Linked DNA regions of Homo sapiens: region 2 is linked to region 1. The links are chromatin loops, found by intact Hi-C in ENCODE. Cell type or tissue: ascending aorta. All regions are shown on one strand. Each heading gives the region's core, and the rest is flanking DNA. Links, peaks and the distances in the headings are about the cores only.

Region 1 (8,445 bases), core at 1,781-5,780:
TCCCTGTTTCCACTTTCCTGGCAAATGCTTCTGCCCTGGGAAAGCCAGTTGCATCAGATTGCCTGGTGTATCTCAATGTCCTGACATCCAAAGTAATGATGGCGATGATCATCTGCCCACAGCAACCTAGGGAATCAACAAAGGCCAGGCTTGTGGCAGGCTGCAAAATCCCCAAAGCCCGTTTGAGTTTACAGTCCTATCTCTAATCTCTCTGCCCTGCCACTCAGACTCTCGTGCTCTCTGGACGACAGCATTTCTACAGAGCTTTGATGTCAGGTCAGCCCTGGTCATTCCATGTGATACAATTTAGCGGCACAAGGATGTTTTCAGCAGCCTCTTGTGGGAATTAGTGAGGGTCAAGATAGAGTCACTACCTTCTCTCTCTCCACTCCACATGGTCAGCCTGAGCCACTGGCCCTGGGCAGTAACAGGCTCTTTTTAACCTTTTTATAGGCAAACCTGTAATTTAAGCTGTGACTCTCCTTGTACCTTGTCAAAGGCTGTCCCCCAAATGTACCTAGAAATAGCACATGTACAGGTATACTCAAAGAAGTGGCAACTGTCTTTGCAAACCTGAAAAGCTAATGATGAGTACTGGGTTTGGTCTGGGATTGCCTCTGTGAAACAAGGATATTCCTAACTTTAGAAGAAGAGATGGGACTGGGAGCTTCCAGATGGTTTTGGAACTGTGTTGTGTTCATCAGAAATAGTCATTGTTCTTACAGATCTCAGGGGAAGGCAAGTTCAAAACTCCAAGTGTGATTGAACTGGGGGACTCCCTCTGCCAATCTACTTCTCAGGTAGACCAACTTTGTTCCATTTGTTCTGCCTTCCATGGGAATAAGGAAGTTTGCAAATACAGTGCAGCCAGTGCACCTGTAATGTGAGAGGCTTATCCATATTTGAGGCAAGGTAAGAATGACGGTGAAAACAATGACTAGTGTGACCAGTGTTTAGGGGTAACAGATATTTCATTCAAATATCTGTTTTCTCCATGGCCACGTTTTCATCATGATAGCACAGAGCTGTGCACGAGAGCCCAAGCGGATTTATTTGCTTCACTGGCTAATCATGGAACACGGGTGGGCTGAGGTGAGTGTATGAACTCAGCAGGGTATGGATGGAAGGCGGTGCTAACTCTGGGCACAGATTTCCCATTTAGAGCAGGAAGGGACCAGGTGTGCCATGTGCATGATGGTGGCATGTGTTAGCTGCTCTAGGAACCCATGAGTGTGGCCTCTGTGAAATCTCAGATCAGAGCCCTGATCATAAATTCCAAATAGCCTTCTCTCTGCAACTACAAGTAACAGCCCCAAACCTGAAGCCCAGTCAAGAAAGACAATTAAAATAAGAGTGAGCACACATTCTGGTGTACCTGGAATAGTCTCAGAGTCCATCCCTTGTCCTGGCATAATTACTCAGAGCAGTTCCTGTTGGTCGTACGATACTTTATACAGTCTCCTCATTAAACCCAGTAATGGCCTAGAGGATGATGAGAAGAAGAGCAAATGCCAGAATTCTAAAATTCTACATTTTAGAGTCAAAAGAGACCTTAAAGATTATCTGGTGCAACCTCTTCAATTAGGCATTCATGAATTCAAGGTTTAGAGAGGCCAGAGGACTTGCCCAATGTCACCTCATTAATGACAGAACTGGTACTAGAATGCAGATCTCTCTCTTCCCAGATACCCTTAGCCCTGTCTCTAGTCCCACACTGTACTAAATTTCATCCGATTTCTAGGGAATGCATCCTGATTTAAAGCCGATTTCAGTTGATTCAGTATTGATCATGATAATCATTTCTATTAGTTCTGATGGACACAAGAATCTGCTAAATAATGGTGCTTAGGCTGGGAACAGGAGACTAAGAAAGTTGGATCACTGGGTGGTGGAAGGCCTTATCTCTCTCAGTTTTTAGAAACTGAAAATGCAGAGTCACTGACATCTCACTTTACAGAACTATAGGATGTTATATCTAGAAGGTGCCCTACATAGTGACGCCACCAAGCAAATTTATTCAGATAACAAACATCCCTTGAGCACCTGCCGTGTGGTTGGCATTGGGTTCAGTACAAGGGAAACCATAAGGAAGAAGGTAAACACACTTTTTTTTCCTTCCGTCTACTTCCAGTAAATTACAATTTATAGACAAATAAAGGGGAACACCATCCAGTGAAGTAACAATATGATTTGACACATAGGAGGAACCTAACCTGAAGGAATGTGTGGCCTGCAGGTGAGTAGCAGTTAGTTAAGTGGGGAGGGAAAGAGGTTCCAGTGGTGGGGAATGCATGTCCAGAGGCTGAGAGGTGAGAAAGTGTGTACACTGATGGAGAAACTGGAAGTAGTTTTATGGATCTAGAGCACAGAGTGCAAAAGAGTGTGGGTGTGAGGAGAGGACAGCAAGAATGTGTGGAGATGATCCAGGGCCCTGTGGGCTGTGTGAAGAGTGACGTGGAGTCCTGAGGCTCTTCCAGCAGGCTAAGTCACATGATCCGACCTGTGCTTAGGAAAATCATTCTGACTGTGGAGCAGAACATGAATCAGAGCCAGACAAGGGTGGAGGCAGGGAGACCAGTTGGAAAACTGTTTCATGCTCAGAAGAGTTGCATGCAAGAGAAGCAGCTATGGCACATCAGAGAGGTGTTGAGAACACAGAATCACTAGCCCTGGGTGTCTGGTCGGTGTGGATGGGTGGTGGGCACTGTGCTAGGATGTAGACCTTGGGTGGCATGAAAAGGCAACAATCAAAGTCCCTGTCCTTGGTCTCAGTATCATCAGAGTGTAGATTTTAGATCCAGAGAGAACCTTAGAGGTGAATTCCAGTGTCCTCATTGTATAGACATGGGGTTTCAGGTTAAGGGAGTTTCAGTGATTTCCATGAGATCACATTACTAACCGGTGACAGAGACAGAATTAGAATTTAGGTGTAGTAACTCTAAAGCCAATCCTATGCATTTAATGAGGGTTGGCAGCTTGTTCTTCCAAACACAAGAAAAAAAACAGCCCCTTCCTTTCTTCCTTCCAGCCCTTCCTCCCTCCTTCTCTCTCTCTCTCTTCATTCCTTCCTCTGTTCATTTGTTTGTTCCTTTCTTCCTTCTCCTCTTTCCTCTGGGGACAAGAGCTCTTGGCTTAGAGGAATGGACAGACCTCCCTGCATGACAGCCATAGGCCCTCTCTTCTAATCGCGATCTGTCTCTCCTAGGAGCCCTGGGCATCTGCCTCCACTGCGGCTGTAATTGGAAAGAAAGAAGGTGTTCATTTCTCTATTTCTCTGCTCCAGCTGCTGATCCTCAGTTTCCCCCTAGAGCTGTGTGAGCCCCCTTTGCCAAGTGACCTCTTCACATTACTTCTGGAATCCTGTTTTGGACAGAACAGGTGCCTGTCTGACTAGTACTGTCATACCTTCCAGCCCCAGCTCAGCATTTCTTGCCACTTCTGTACCTTGGTCTCACACTCCTTCTCCTGGGCCGATGGCCACCTGCTTTTTAAATAAATCTTTTGTATTATTCTAGTCCTTGGTGATTCTCCTGTCTCTCATTCATTCCCTTTACTCTCCATCTTGAGTTTCCTCTCTTTGTGTTGCACATCTTGTATTCCTAGAGAGGAAATCTAATAAGCTGAAGAGAAAAGGCAGTCACCTTTAAGACTGTAAAGTAGGTTTTAAATCCTACGTTTTAAATTTTAAACCAGGTGGTAAATCCTGGCCCTGCCATTGTTGAGCATTGTGAACTTGGGTTAAGTTATTTGACTTCTCTGTGCCTGGCTTTTTTCATCTGTGAAATGGGGATAAAAGTACCAACCTTGCAGGACTGACATGGTGATTGCCAATTCATCTGTGTTGGTGCTTGACATTTAGTAAGTGCTATGTAAATGGACTCTATTAGTAAATCTGAAACTGCAGTTCAAGAAAGTCTTTTTCTCCGTTTTTGAGAACTATTTTTTCACTGGACTCCTGGAACAAGAAAAAGACCTCAGCCTTCAGGGTGAGGACTCTGGAGGGCCTGTCTGAAGAGAGAGGAGTGTCTGTTCCCCGCCTTCCCAGCCCTGGACGGGCTCTGGTGCCAAGGCCTCCCTGCCTGCTGCGGCCCTGCTTGCTATTGCAGCTGCAGGTGGGCAGAGCGGCTGGCTTTGGGCGTGGAAAGGCGAAGGCCGTTCCGGCCAGCTCCAGGACTCAGCATTTTCCACTACTCCTCGCTCTGTTTGTTTTGCTCTTCGGGCTGCCCCCGCTGAGCGGGGACTTCTGAATGATGTCCAACAGCAACGCCGGGTCTGCCCGAAGTCCTCGCCCACTCTGGAGCTCCCAGCGCCTCGCGTCTCCTCCCGTTGGCAGGCGGAGGGAAGGGGGCCCGGCCGGCCCATGCAGAGAGCTCTTGCACAAAGTACCATTGTATGGGGCTGGTCTGTGGGAGACAAATGAAAGGGATTTCAAAATCAACAGCAAGTTATTTTTATCCGTGAAAAGGCTGAAATGCCTTTCTTTTCCATCTTGGAAAACAAACCTTAAGGGATCATTGTGCCGCAGAGTGTTTTCATTTACTCTGGTATTTGAGCATTTAGGAGAGAGGCTTCTGAAAGACCTGGACTCAGAAATAAAGAAATCCAGAAAACTGGGCTGCCGCCGCCGACGCACCCCTCCCCTAGGCAGGAGTCCACCGGGGATGGCCCAGAACGCCGCGCTCATGTGGCCCCATGCTTTCGTGCCTTTCTCTTGCCCTCCAGAGTGGGCACCTCCTTCCATCCACCCCACCCACCGGCTCTCCTGTTCACTGGCCCGCTTTTCTCATCCAAACTCTTAGCCTTCTGCATCTGAGTGGGGTCCAATTCAGGAATATGTGACCCCTTCCTGTAAGGCAGGAGTCTCCAAGGCGGGGACTGCCCGCTCCAGGAATTGCGCAGAATAGAACACGAGATAAGGGAAGAAACCATTAGAGCTTCTATTCATAGGTACTTTCAATCTAAAAATGGGAACTACTTTTCTATGTACTAATATTGAATGTATATATGGACCCCGGTACCCTCAGACTCCCACGAGTCATTTGCATCCGTGCGAAGCACTGTGAGGAAAGTGAAATTCTGCAAGGTGGGTGGGGGAGGTCCTACTGGTGCCCTGATTTCTCTTTTAGCATATTATGGTGTTTTATATATATATATATATATATACTTCAAGTTCTGTGATACATGTGCAGAACGTGCAGGTTTGTTACATAGGTATACAGGTGCCATGGTGGTTTGCTGCACCCATCAGCCCATCATCTACATTAGATGTTTCTCCTAATGCTAGCCCTCCCCTAGCCCACCACCCCCTGGTAGGCCCCGGTGTGTAACGTTCCCCTCCTGTGTCCATGTGTTCTCATTGTTCAACTCCCACCTATGAGTGAGAACATGTGGTGTTTGGTTTTCTGTTCTTGTGTTAGTTTGCTGAGAATGATGGTTTCCAGCTTCATCCATGTCCCTGCAAAGGACATGAACTCATCCCTTTATATGGGTGCATAGTATTCCATGGTCTTGCATAAACACAGTGAGTCGATTTACAAACCATATTATCCCATTTTAACCGAATCACTTTTAAAAAATGGAAAAGTGTCTTAAAAATTCTTCTGTAAGGAAACTGGAGATTGTTGACAGCAGGAGCAACTCATGCCCAAGAAGGTAAGAAGAATGCCATATCATTTCTTCTACTCCTGGAACAAATTATTTGCCAGCCATGTATTGAAGCTAAAACAAAAGCAATTTAATTAGATTTCACAAGATCTGGCCAAAAAGTTTTCCAAGTCATGAAGACTACATTAAACATGGATATATATTTATTGTCATTAATGATGATTAGTGCTCTGGGGTATTATATTACCAGGCAATGCTAACAGATATTAGCTAGTGCGTGGAGTTTATAAATAAATAAATATGTCTGTATTGAAGGTGGTTCTTAAAAATGTTTACTGATGGGAGTATAGGGTCAGAAAAGTTTTGAAATGACTGCTGTAAAGGAATATTTGCTGAGGGCCAGCAAGATTTCTGCTGGTGGTGGGAAAAGCCCAACATTTGCAACAGATAAAAATCAGTGTTTAAATTCTGACTCTACCACTCAAGTTTACACACTCAGTTTACTATGTGACTTTGGGAATACATGTAACTTTTCTGAGCCTCAGTTTCCTCAAAATAACAATAGTGACACTTACCCCACAGATCTATTGTGAGGATCAGTGAAATACTTTCTATTGAGGGTCCAGGGTAGAACTTGACATATAGTAAGCAATGCTCAAGAAGTGTTTGACTTCTCCACTCTCCCCTTGCTTCTGCTGGGAAGCTAGGGAAGAGCTGTGGGCTCAAGATGGAGCCCATTCTTGGCAAAAGCCTGCTGGTGGGCCCAGGGAGCTTCCCTCATGACTGAGAAGGTCAGCCTGGATTTTCTAACACATCACTAATGGCCTGTTCTTGGCTCTAAGAGGAGAGGACTGTGTGTGTATGTATTTAAAACCACTTTGGGTAGGCCTTCCTGGTGGCTTCCTAACCAGTATGAAACAAACGGTTATATGTTGGTTTCAGTCCAGTTCCCAGCAGACAATCTTTTTTCAAAAAAACGTATGTGTCAGAAGGTATCACACAACAGGGCCACAACTGGCAGGAAGTAGCCCCCCATTATGCAACTGAGCCAAAGTTCTCAGAAGTGAATGAGCCATGGAAAATTAGAACCCCCCACTGAGCCTGGAGCTTGGTCTCTGCCAGAACATTTGGACAGCCAAGCTATGCTATAAAGAAGGAAAAAAGCAATGTGTATGTATCAGAGGGATGGGGTTCAGTTCTTCTAGTTCCTTTCCCAGGCTCCCATTTTGCACACAAGGATACAAGAAGGATGCTGAAGACATCCTAGTGTGAGAGCCTCAATCTTCCTCTCTACCAACTCTGATCCATATTGCTGCTCAAACTGGGATTCATATTCTCTGGACAAAGCCACATGCAGGCTCTGAGAGAGCACTGACCAGCTTGTATATATGGAGGTCATTACGTGTCAGACTCCCCATTCTCAGCAGTGCTTCAGGCTCCAGCCTTAATCCTAGATCCACTACCCCCTTGCAGTTGGTCCTGGGAGAGATTTTTGGGAGTCAGAGACTCCATTCCAAGCTGAAAGAACTTGATCAATGAATGTTTCCTTCACAGTTGTAAACTGGGAGATGAAGGAAAACAAATGAAGCTGTTAAAGGCCAGGGCTCAGAGTACATTTTCGGAATGGAAAGAGACTATATATAAAGAAATAGCAAAGGAGGAGTGAGCTGGTCTGACTGCAGGGTCTTACCTGAACACAATTCACAGGGAAAACTGCTGTGGCCCATTGCTCCCTGAGCAACCTCATGGGTGTGCTCTCCCACAGCCCATTCCAAACAGGTGACCAACCTGTGAGTCAGGCTTGCCTGGGCTGGAGGCAGCTGATACAGGGAATTCACCATTTCCATTCCCGTAACCTGAAAGCGTTGAACTTTGGTCTCTGAGGTTTCACTCCGACAGGGGACAAAACAACCCTTGTTTTTATAACTTGCCTACAGGTTATAAGGAAGGAACACTTTTCTTCCCTCTCCCACCGGCTGCCATACTTGGTCTTAGGTTTGTTTTTTTTTTTTTTTTTTTTCCTCTGAGCCACCCACCTCTTTCCTTGTCTCAGGTCAGACTTTCTTGGGTTTCAGATTAACTGTGCTTGATTTGTGACTCTGACATTTGGATAATTCACTTTCCCATTTTAATAGTTAACTCCCAGAGTCCAATGTGCCAATTCCTATGCTCGTAGACAGTAATGTATTTCTGGGATTCTTCTATCCTACCAAGCATTCTTTACTCTCTGAATTTCAGAAATCCGTCTTGAGGGCTTAATTCTCTTAGAATCAAAATACCGACTTCAGAAGCAGGCAGACCTAAGATCAAGTTGAGGGTCCTTGGACACATAACCATAAGTCTGAATCACTGTTTTCTCTTTTGCAAATGGGATAATACCTACTTGATAGAGTTGTTATATTGTTTAAATAGAATCATGTAATAAAGTGACTTTTAAAGGACCTGATACATGGCAAATGCCCAATAAATATTTGTTTCCTCTCCTTTATCCATTCTACAAGGTAGAGAGTCCCCCTTAAATTGTTTCATTAAATATTAGTTTTATGTATTTTTAAAAGGTTATATATATTGAAAATTTAGATAACATGAAAATATTCAGAAGCCAATTAGAAAACTACCTGATATTCTTCACTATTGAAATTTTAGTATAAATCTTTTCAGCATTTAATTATGTACACATATATTTGATACCAAACATGATTTTTATAGAGGTAAAATTGATATACAGTGATATGCACAGATTTTGAGCAGTTTGATGAATTTTAATAGGTACATTTGTGTAAGCAATACCCCAGAAAATTCCAATATCCACACCCTACCGTCAATCACTATTCTGATTTC
Region 2 (8,445 bases), core at 2,476-6,475, 55 kb before region 1:
TTACCAATATTTTACAAATAAGGAAAGTGCAGTGCACCGATGCCAAGTTACCCTCCCAAGGTTCCAGGGCAAATAAGCGGAGAGTTAGAACATGAAGCTCCAGTCAGTTTCTCCAAATCCCCTGACATTTGAGTTCAGCCACATGGATTTTAAACATTTCTTTGATTCGATGAGTATCTAGTACATTCACTTAAATATAATAATGATGTTATTAATAAACGTTAGCTTGAGATCAAAGTGTCAACAAGGCATTCTTTTCTCTTTTGGTGGAGGTAGATTTCACCCACATATTTTATGCATCTATAACAAGTCCCACATAGCTGGCTGATTACTGAGCTTTGAGCAGGTAGCACTGGTCACTATGCACAGATTAGTATGATTACTGAGCTTTGAGCAGCTTGAACAGATCACTATGATATAGGCTCTGGAAAGGTTGTGCAGATATGCCTGATGCCAAGGCACTGGCAAAATTGTTGGTAGGCTGGCAAGTTAGTTCCTTCTCAAGGAAAAAAAAGTGTGAATGATCCTATAGGTTACTAGACAGACATGCAGTTTCCCTTTGGAGAAGGTTGACTTTGGACTTTGAGAAATACATTTTTTTTTCTTTTAATCTAAAGAGATTTGAAAATAATAGATGTCCAATTTTTGTTTACCTATTCTGAACTATAAGGCACATTGCTTTGTTCTTCTGTGCCTCAGTTTACCCCTTTTAGTAAAGGAGGTCTATTTTAATCAGTGAGAGCTTCAGGTAGCTGGAGGAATGCTTCAGGAAACACAAAACACAATGAAAAAATTGTTGAATCTTAAGCTGCATGTTGTGGAAAAGAACTGTACCAAGGAGGCATACAGAGATTAATGTCATCTTAGATGAACAATTTTTTCACCCTGCTAGTTTCCATTTGGGACATAGGGTGTTTGCTGTGGTACCATGCATAGACACTCAGAGCTTAGCAGAGTTATGTCAGATTATCTCTCTAAAACAATGTGTTGTTCCTTACCAAAAAACGTAAGCCCCTCTGGCCGGACCTTATTTTGGTCATTATGGGAGGCAGAGCATTCCAAGGTCAAATGACGGGTTTTCCATCTGGGAAGTATTCTTTTGGTTGCTGGTGTTTCCTTGGGAGTGGATGTAAACCTTAAGTAGCCAGTAGTGACCTTGAGTACCTCTGGATTACTAGGGAAGGGGAGGTAGGGATGGGAAGTTGGGCGGTACACCTGATTATAGCAAGCATGAAGATAATAGTTTTAAGTTTGCTGTTTTGAATCTGGGCACTAACTTCAATGCTTGCCAGGAAAATCTTATCTTGTAAAGCAAATCCTAGTGAGGTCACGAAGTGTGTCTCCTCCTCCAATTGGGGTTCAGCACTATGGCTTGGTGCCCTCCATGTACCAATAGTTTTGGGTCAGGCCTAAGGGGTCCTTGGTCTTAGCTTTGCCCGGTTTGAATATTTTCTCTGCTGTTAACTGGGCAGGGTGGCATAGGTGGTCATCTTATTACCTTCTGTTGCCTGATGTGAGAATCAGGATACCCAAGTCTGGCTTTACCTTAAGCCACCAGATATGGACACATGTCTGCATTATCTTTGTATTCTTCTCCAAGAAGGATGCTCCTAGTGAGTGAGCTGCCTTTCTTTGAGAGAGAGTGGGAAAGTTAATGAGTTCACATTTAGAAAGTACTCTGGAGTCTTTGGTGATTCAAGGAGTGTTATTAAATTAGTGGGAGATATGATACGGAGTGGGGATGCTAAATACATATGAGCTCCCCAAGGGTGAGTCATGTGTATGTGTACAGGAAATGCATCCTTATTTCATATAAGATCAAGAGTTCAATCTTACACCTCCCTTGCCTCCTAATGGAAACCAAACATTCTTCAAAACTGCTGGATGCTTGCTTTTCTTTACATAACTGCAGTTCAGTTGGAGGAGTGAGAGAAGTGAAGCTAATATTTACAGAGAGTACCTACTATGTGTCAGATACTTTGCAATGTGCTTTACAGAAATACATAATCACATTCTTTAAACAACCCTTTGAGGTTGATGCCTTAATTCCCATTTTGTAGATAAGAAATTGAGTCCAGAATTAAGTTCAGATAATTTGCCCAAAGCCATAGAGTTTTCAAGTCATAAATTTGATCTTAGACCTTTCTAGTTGCCAAGGCCTTCCTACTTAGACAGAATCCATTTGGAGAGAAAACTTTCTAACATTCTTCTAAGAGGTCTTGATTCTTGGCACATTCTTCTGTGTGATGTGTTCTCTGTCAGGCTTGTCATTATAGGGGCAGGAAGAACGCACTCATTTCACTTATACATATCTACCATTGGGATGTGTTAGTAGTGGGAAAGTAAAAAAAAAAAAAAAAAAAAAAAAAATTTTCACCTGATTTCCATGGTGCATTTTCAAATCCAAAGTAGACACATGAAAGGTGGCTAGCCAAATTTACTAAACTTGTGTACAGAATTGGTGCTTTGGCCCCCACTCTCCAGATTAGACAATTGAGGAATGAAGTGAGAGCTCCACCCCAGCTTGAGAGTTCTCCAGGGAGGGGATGTTCAGAGGCACAAGCCTAGGGCTTGAAGCTACTTGATGCAAGAGGGACATTTGTAGAAAAGTAAACACACACACAGAATGAATCAGCATCTCCACGGTGGACATAATGTTAACCTCTGATTCAATTGGAGATTTTTAAAAATAAAGAATCTATTTCTGGATTTCTGAAGGTCTCTCTTGCAGGGAGCTTTGTGGCTTTTCCATGCCTTCCACCCATCCTCTTCTGTAATGGATGATCTGATGAAAGAACTTTGAAATTTCAGGCTGACTGCAAAGTCTCCAAAGGATCTGGGGTGCTGGGTGAACCGAACAGCGATTTAGTTTTTTTAATGAGATTGGGCCCTGGGTGACTTGCCGCTGGTTTCTCCTGGCTTTGATCAAAATATCTGCCTAGTGGCATGGTGCAGGCAGAGAGTGATGAGCAAAGATGATGCAAGTCTTCAGTTGCCCCCGACTGCCTTGGTTCGTAAGAAAATATTTTCAGTGTTTTTATGGGCAAACAAGTTCTAAGGAAGTAATACTTGAATTTCCAAAAGCTGGTGCAGAATACACACTAGGCTCTGCCTACACGAGCTAGTCACAAATCTCTTTACGAATCTTCTCTAAATTCCTGTTCTAGAGGAGCCTAAATGAAATTCGCCTTATTTAGTAATTGGTTCTTGGTTCTTATATTTGTCAGGTGGATTTATTTATGCCACAGGCTTTTTACCATGATCTTACGATACAGAGTTTAGATAAACCCTATTTCTCTTTGGGTACCTAAGCCCTCTAAGACAAAGGAGAGGGATTTACATTTAGGGTGCTTGATAGTAAGTAATTGAGTCCCTGAATCACACAGCGTCCCTTTCATTATGTTGGTTATAATGATATTCCTCACTGGAGGCAGCACCATGTCTTGAAAGAGCAGAGTTTTGAGGTAAGACAGCCCTGGGTTTGAATTCAGGCTTGATCTTTACTAATTTTTCCTTAGACAAATTATTTAACTTCTGTAAACCTTTCTTTTCTGATCCTTACAAAGGAGGTAATAATAAAGAGCTTTCAGGGCTGTTAGGATTAGAGATAATTCCTGTGAAAACTTTTATACTTTTTCATTGCCACAGGAGCTCAATAAACCATTATCTTGTAGGTCACTAAATTCTGTACAAAAGTTCATTGCTGCTGTCGCTGTTATTACTTCAGCGGTTGTTAAAACTGTGGTTACTATTAACCTGGTTACAGAAAATTTTCCACTTGACACCTCCATAACCAAGTGGGCCAGAGCCGTCCCTGTGGCCAGTTCAATTATTTTCAAATGCCTCTCACGCATTCTTACCGAACGTGAGTTAGGGCTTGAGTTATGATTCCAACTCTAAAGCATTATTTTTAGACATTGCCCTTGCCACTTCAACAAGGCAGTTTTTTGGAATTGATGTTATCAGGATTTAAAATTATTTTAATTGCTGAAGTACTGTCCTCTTTGCCCTGGAGTCTTTTCTTTTCTGGGAGGTGACCCAGCCATTCAAGGTTTAGGAGAAAAACTCTGTACTTGATAATACAGCCAGGCAGGATTAGAACTCCTGTTCTCCCAGGCGTCATTTCCTGAGCTAGGCTGCTGCCGGGAAGGTCCAGGTCAGTGAAGACCTGGCAGCCCCCTGAAGATAATAAGATTCAAGACAGAAAAAGCCCACCGACCTTTCCTTCTTTGCCACAGATGTCCCTCCTGTCCCCAGAAAATGGCCATCGCAGTTCTAGCAGGCTTCCCCTAAGGAAGATGTCTGCAGGAACCATGCACCTCTGGGGTTTGCTGGTTGCTGATTGCAATGGTTGATTTATAGCCAGAATCTGGCACCTAGAAAAGGGGATCCTGCGTCTTTAAACAGCTGTGCGCCACTGTGTGTAAATGTGCTTGCTAATCCAGTGACTAATTCAGTATATTATAAAGCAGCACTGAGCCGGCTGCCAAGGCAGGGCTGAATCCCAACTGGAGTGGTGTGTAAGGCTCAGAGAATTATGTCTTGAATTCTGCCACACCACCCGTCGCTGAAATCTCATCTGGTGTGTTCCCTGAACCAGCGCTGGCCTTCTGGTTCCTGTCTGCCCACTCCGCTCCCTCTCCTTCCCTCTCCCTCCCTCCGTCCCTGCCTTTATTTACTCATGGAGGGTGGAGCCCGGCTCGATCTGAGTCAGGGCCAGGGAACCAATCAGAGGTGCTCTGGGGCATTCCAGGGGCCAAAATTCATGATCCCTTTTGGAAAAGAATTTCCCAAAAAGATCCCTGGCATCACAGTGTTGTGACTGCACCTTCCTCAGTTCCTGTGCAGTGAGCCTTCACCGCCCCCACACCCCACCGCCCTATCAGCTTTTCCTCTGTCTCCCCCACCAGGGACTGGAGGGCGAAAGAGCCCTGTCTGATGGAGACTTCTTCCCCTTGAGAATCTTTTGTATGTAAGTATAAAGATGCACATATCACTTTAAAAGAGCACTCGGCAGCCTTTTCTGGGAGCATCTTTAGGGTAGGGAACTTGAGGGATTTTGTTCGTCTCCTAGAACCTGTGGCCCTTCCTCTTTAGTCCTCACATAAGTGGTCCCAGAAATTGCAGTTACCAGGTGTCTGCCTCTGGAAATGGCCCGTGCCCAGCCTCTCCCACGGTCGGTCTCCCAGTGAGCATCGCGGGGCTTCCATCTCACAAGGATTTCCAGGTGGCGGAGGTGGCTGTGGGAGATCTCATCCTCTCGTCTTCCCTTTCAGTAATGCCACCAACTGCCAGGGGCGCCATCCTGGACACCTTGCCCGCCTTCTGTCCCTCACGCCCTACACCCAGGACATCTTACGTGCACTCCTTCCTACCCCCTCCCCTAGTGCTTCTGGACCCCGCTAGTTCACTCACTCTGCATTGCAAAACCTTCCGCTTCAGCCGTGATCCCAGCACTCATCGTCTGTTGTGAGCATATAGCTATTGCTTCTGTACTTAGGCGGTGTTTGCTTCTCCCACTAGAGGGAAACTCTGCCTGAGGGATCTATCACCAAGGTATTCATTGTTGGGCTCATAGCAGTGGGCCAGTAGCTCTTTCTCTCTCTAACATTTACTTTTTTTTAAATTGAGATATAATTGATATAACATAAAATTTACCATCTTAAAGTGTACATGTCAGTGCATTCCAGTACATTCACAGAGTTGTGCCATCATCATCAACGTCTAATTCCAGAATGTTTTCATCACTCCCAAAAGAAGCCCCATGCTCATGAGCAGTCAGTAGCTCTTTCTGAAAAAAAGAATGCTGTCCAGCTGGGATGTGAGGAGAAGGGCTCGTATTCCTGATCTGGAGCTTGGAGCACACACCTGGGGGAGCGCTGCATCTCCCCAATCTCAAGGGACTTTTTCAGTCCCTCCTTCCTCACCACTCAAGCCCAGGGTTTATTCTGAGGGCTCATTGGTTAGGCTCCACTGTGTAGTGAGCTAGTGTCGTCTGGACAGAGATAATGAGCGCTTTCACCAGCTGCATGCAGACAGTTCAGTCCGGGGAGCTTGGGGCTGTGGTGGCTGCAATTTCCTAATGGCTTCCTGATGAGGCAGAGCCATTTATTAGCAGCGGATGAGGGCTGCACATCCCAGTCTCTCCCTTTCTCACCTACCCAGGCAGATGGAGAGTGGCTTAAGCTCCCTCCGCCTTTTGCATTGATCACTTTTTGTCTGCTCGCCACCCATTGGTTGGTCTCGCCCATTGATCTGGAGATTGGGTCTGCCTGGCGACTTACCACCCTCTTGGGCTTGCTACTGGGAGAGGCGTCTGAGGCTGTCTGCCCTGGGTCCGTGTGGGCGAGACTCTGGGGCAGCAGCAGGAACAATAGAATGCTGAAGATTGGGTGTTTGGGGCCATTAAAGAGAAGCCCATTGGGAAGGAGAAGAAAAAAATCTGTGGGGTCTAGAAGAGATCACAATGAGGTGGATCTTTCCTGGAACCCTTAGGTCTCTGCATTCCGACTGCATTTGCCTTCACAACTAGAGCTGCTTGTGTTACTTCAGGCCATGGCCTTTCTGGGGGTCAACAGATAGCTTCATTAATTAGATAGATCAGATTCAACTTACTGGCCAGTGCCCCTGATATTAAGTTCTGGCTTTGTCAGTGGGGTTTGTTGTATTCCCTCAACCCTATCACCATGGCTCAGTGACCCTATTTGGAATACCAGCAGGACTAGAAGGGTAGTGGTGTAAAACCTTTAAATGATATGAGGCACTCTGCCTTTCAGTGCTTTTTAGATAAAGGTTCATAGATCACTGAAGTTAACTGCAGTCTTCACTCTTTCTGGATTGACAGGAATAGCACCCTCAAATTTCAGAGCCATCAGACACCATGGTATCATGCTATCGGAGTTGACTGTTGAAAGTTGCTTAATATCCCTGGTATGCAACAAGGATCTTTGCTAGGAGGAAGCTTTTCCACCTTAGAGTCTGACCATTGGTATTCCAGACTTATAACCTGAAATAGGAGTGGATAGCATCATGAATCTGTAAAATCCCATCATATTTATTAGATCTTTGGATGGCTCATTCCTCTGTGATTCTTAATAACTTGGGGAGGAGTAGTGTTTATCCAGAATGATGAACCAGGACTTGATAGTAGTGAAGATATAGGAGAAAGCCTCTCCCTCCCAGTCCACTGTTGTAAGTAAACAGCAATGATGTAGAGGAAAAAAAAATCCTGAGAGGGAGCCAGAGTTCTAGAATTAGTAACCAGTGACTTAAGGCAAGTTGATGTCACCTTGAGCTTCATTTTACCCACCAGTAAAAGAAAAGGTTTGAACTAGATGACATCGAAAGCGTCTTCTAATTCTGTATTCCAGGAATAGTGTAAGACCCCTGACCAGTGGCAGAGCTTGGCTCCTCCTTCTCTCCACTTTTCATCCATTTTATAACTATGTCTGGTTGCAAGGAAAGAGAACATCCCTCCAAGGAGTTGTTAAAGTTTTATAGCAAATTCTGTAAATTCCTCTTTTCTGCTTTTTGGTCCTGGATAAGGCTTTATGCATCCTATAGCTATAGTGAGGGCGGGATAGAGGGACAGAGGCAGGGAAATGTGTGAACACACCAGGAGAGGACTCGGGCTGATAGTTATTGCTCCAGGCCATAAAAAAGGCCAAAGCCAAAGAGATATAGAGGCCAAAATTATAGATTAGGTAGGTCTACACAAACCTTGGAGTAGGCTCGTATGATAGGTTTAGCAGTGAGCGTAATGGTTTAGGGAGCATAAGCATGCTCCCTTCAAAGCTTATCTCTCTAGGCCCCTCCTTTTTAGTGCAGGAAACTTGAGCTGGGTCCCCACAATTATTGCCTAAATCCCCGAAGTCTCAGGATTTCTGACTCCTCATTAGGGACATATATTTAGATTTACTGCACTGTGTGGGGCCTGAATTCCATTAGATGTGCCATGTTGGGGCGGCACCATCGGTTTTTGGTGTGTTTAGCTGGCGTGCTGGTATTTTTTGGAGCCTGTGATAGGCAGAGGGACGGCCATCTCATGTGCTTACCAACATGCTCAGGGTGGGGATTTCTGCATCTTCTCTGATGTCAGCCTTGCTTTAGGGTAAGAATGTGTGTCTCTCTGCCTTCTCCTGACTCCTACCATGTGGTTCCCATGTGGCTCTTGTGAATTACACTGGGATGATTCAGCAGGGCCCTTAGAGAAGGGAATAATTAGTCTGTTGGGAGCAGGGGATAGGGGAGGAGTCAAGGAAGCAGTGTTTGAATGAAGTACCGTACCAGGTCAGGTGACCTATAGATCACTCACTTAGATCTTCACAGTTTGGTCTATTTTAGGTGGTCCAATGTTTCATCTGAATTTCAGTCTCCACCATTTGCATAGCATGAAAGATGTACTAGTATGTTTGCTTGTTATGGGCTTGTGCACATTATCTGTTG

What was found. A loop is a pair of places that touch in the nucleus more often than their neighbours do. Peaks named below come from ENCODE experiments on the same cell type or tissue, not always from the same donor. Only the 100,000 strongest peaks of a DNase experiment are listed, where the experiment ranks them.
Region 2: it touches region 1 in a loop (2.6-fold over the local background); 22 of 110 quality-filtered maps call a loop at or near these places.

The regions. Positions count from the first base shown.
Region 1 is chr11:128,447,678-128,456,122 of GRCh38, reverse strand. LOC124902789 (a long non-coding RNA gene) reads right to left here. Exons shown (of 2, transcript XR_007062948.1): 2 at 1,993-4,403. Among named protein-coding and RNA genes, the nearest start is that of MIR6090, 70 kb to the left of the region's middle. RefSeq lists enhancers at 3,822-4,001, 6,658-7,857. In ascending aorta, for the core only: no CTCF peak of the experiment used is centred there; DNase peaks (open chromatin) are centred at 2,492, 4,162 and 4,732; H3K4me3 peaks cover 1,187 bases; H3K27ac peaks cover 3,122 bases.
Region 2 is chr11:128,503,476-128,511,920 of GRCh38, reverse strand. The region is part of intron 3 of ETS1 (ETS proto-oncogene 1, transcription factor); the gene reads left to right. Among named protein-coding and RNA genes, the nearest start is that of MIR6090, 15 kb to the left of the region's middle. RefSeq lists a silencer at 8,073-8,367 and an enhancer at 8,073-8,367. In ascending aorta, for the core only: no CTCF peak of the experiment used is centred there; DNase peaks (open chromatin) are centred at 4,640 and 5,228; H3K4me3 peaks cover 2,311 bases; H3K27ac peaks cover 3,532 bases.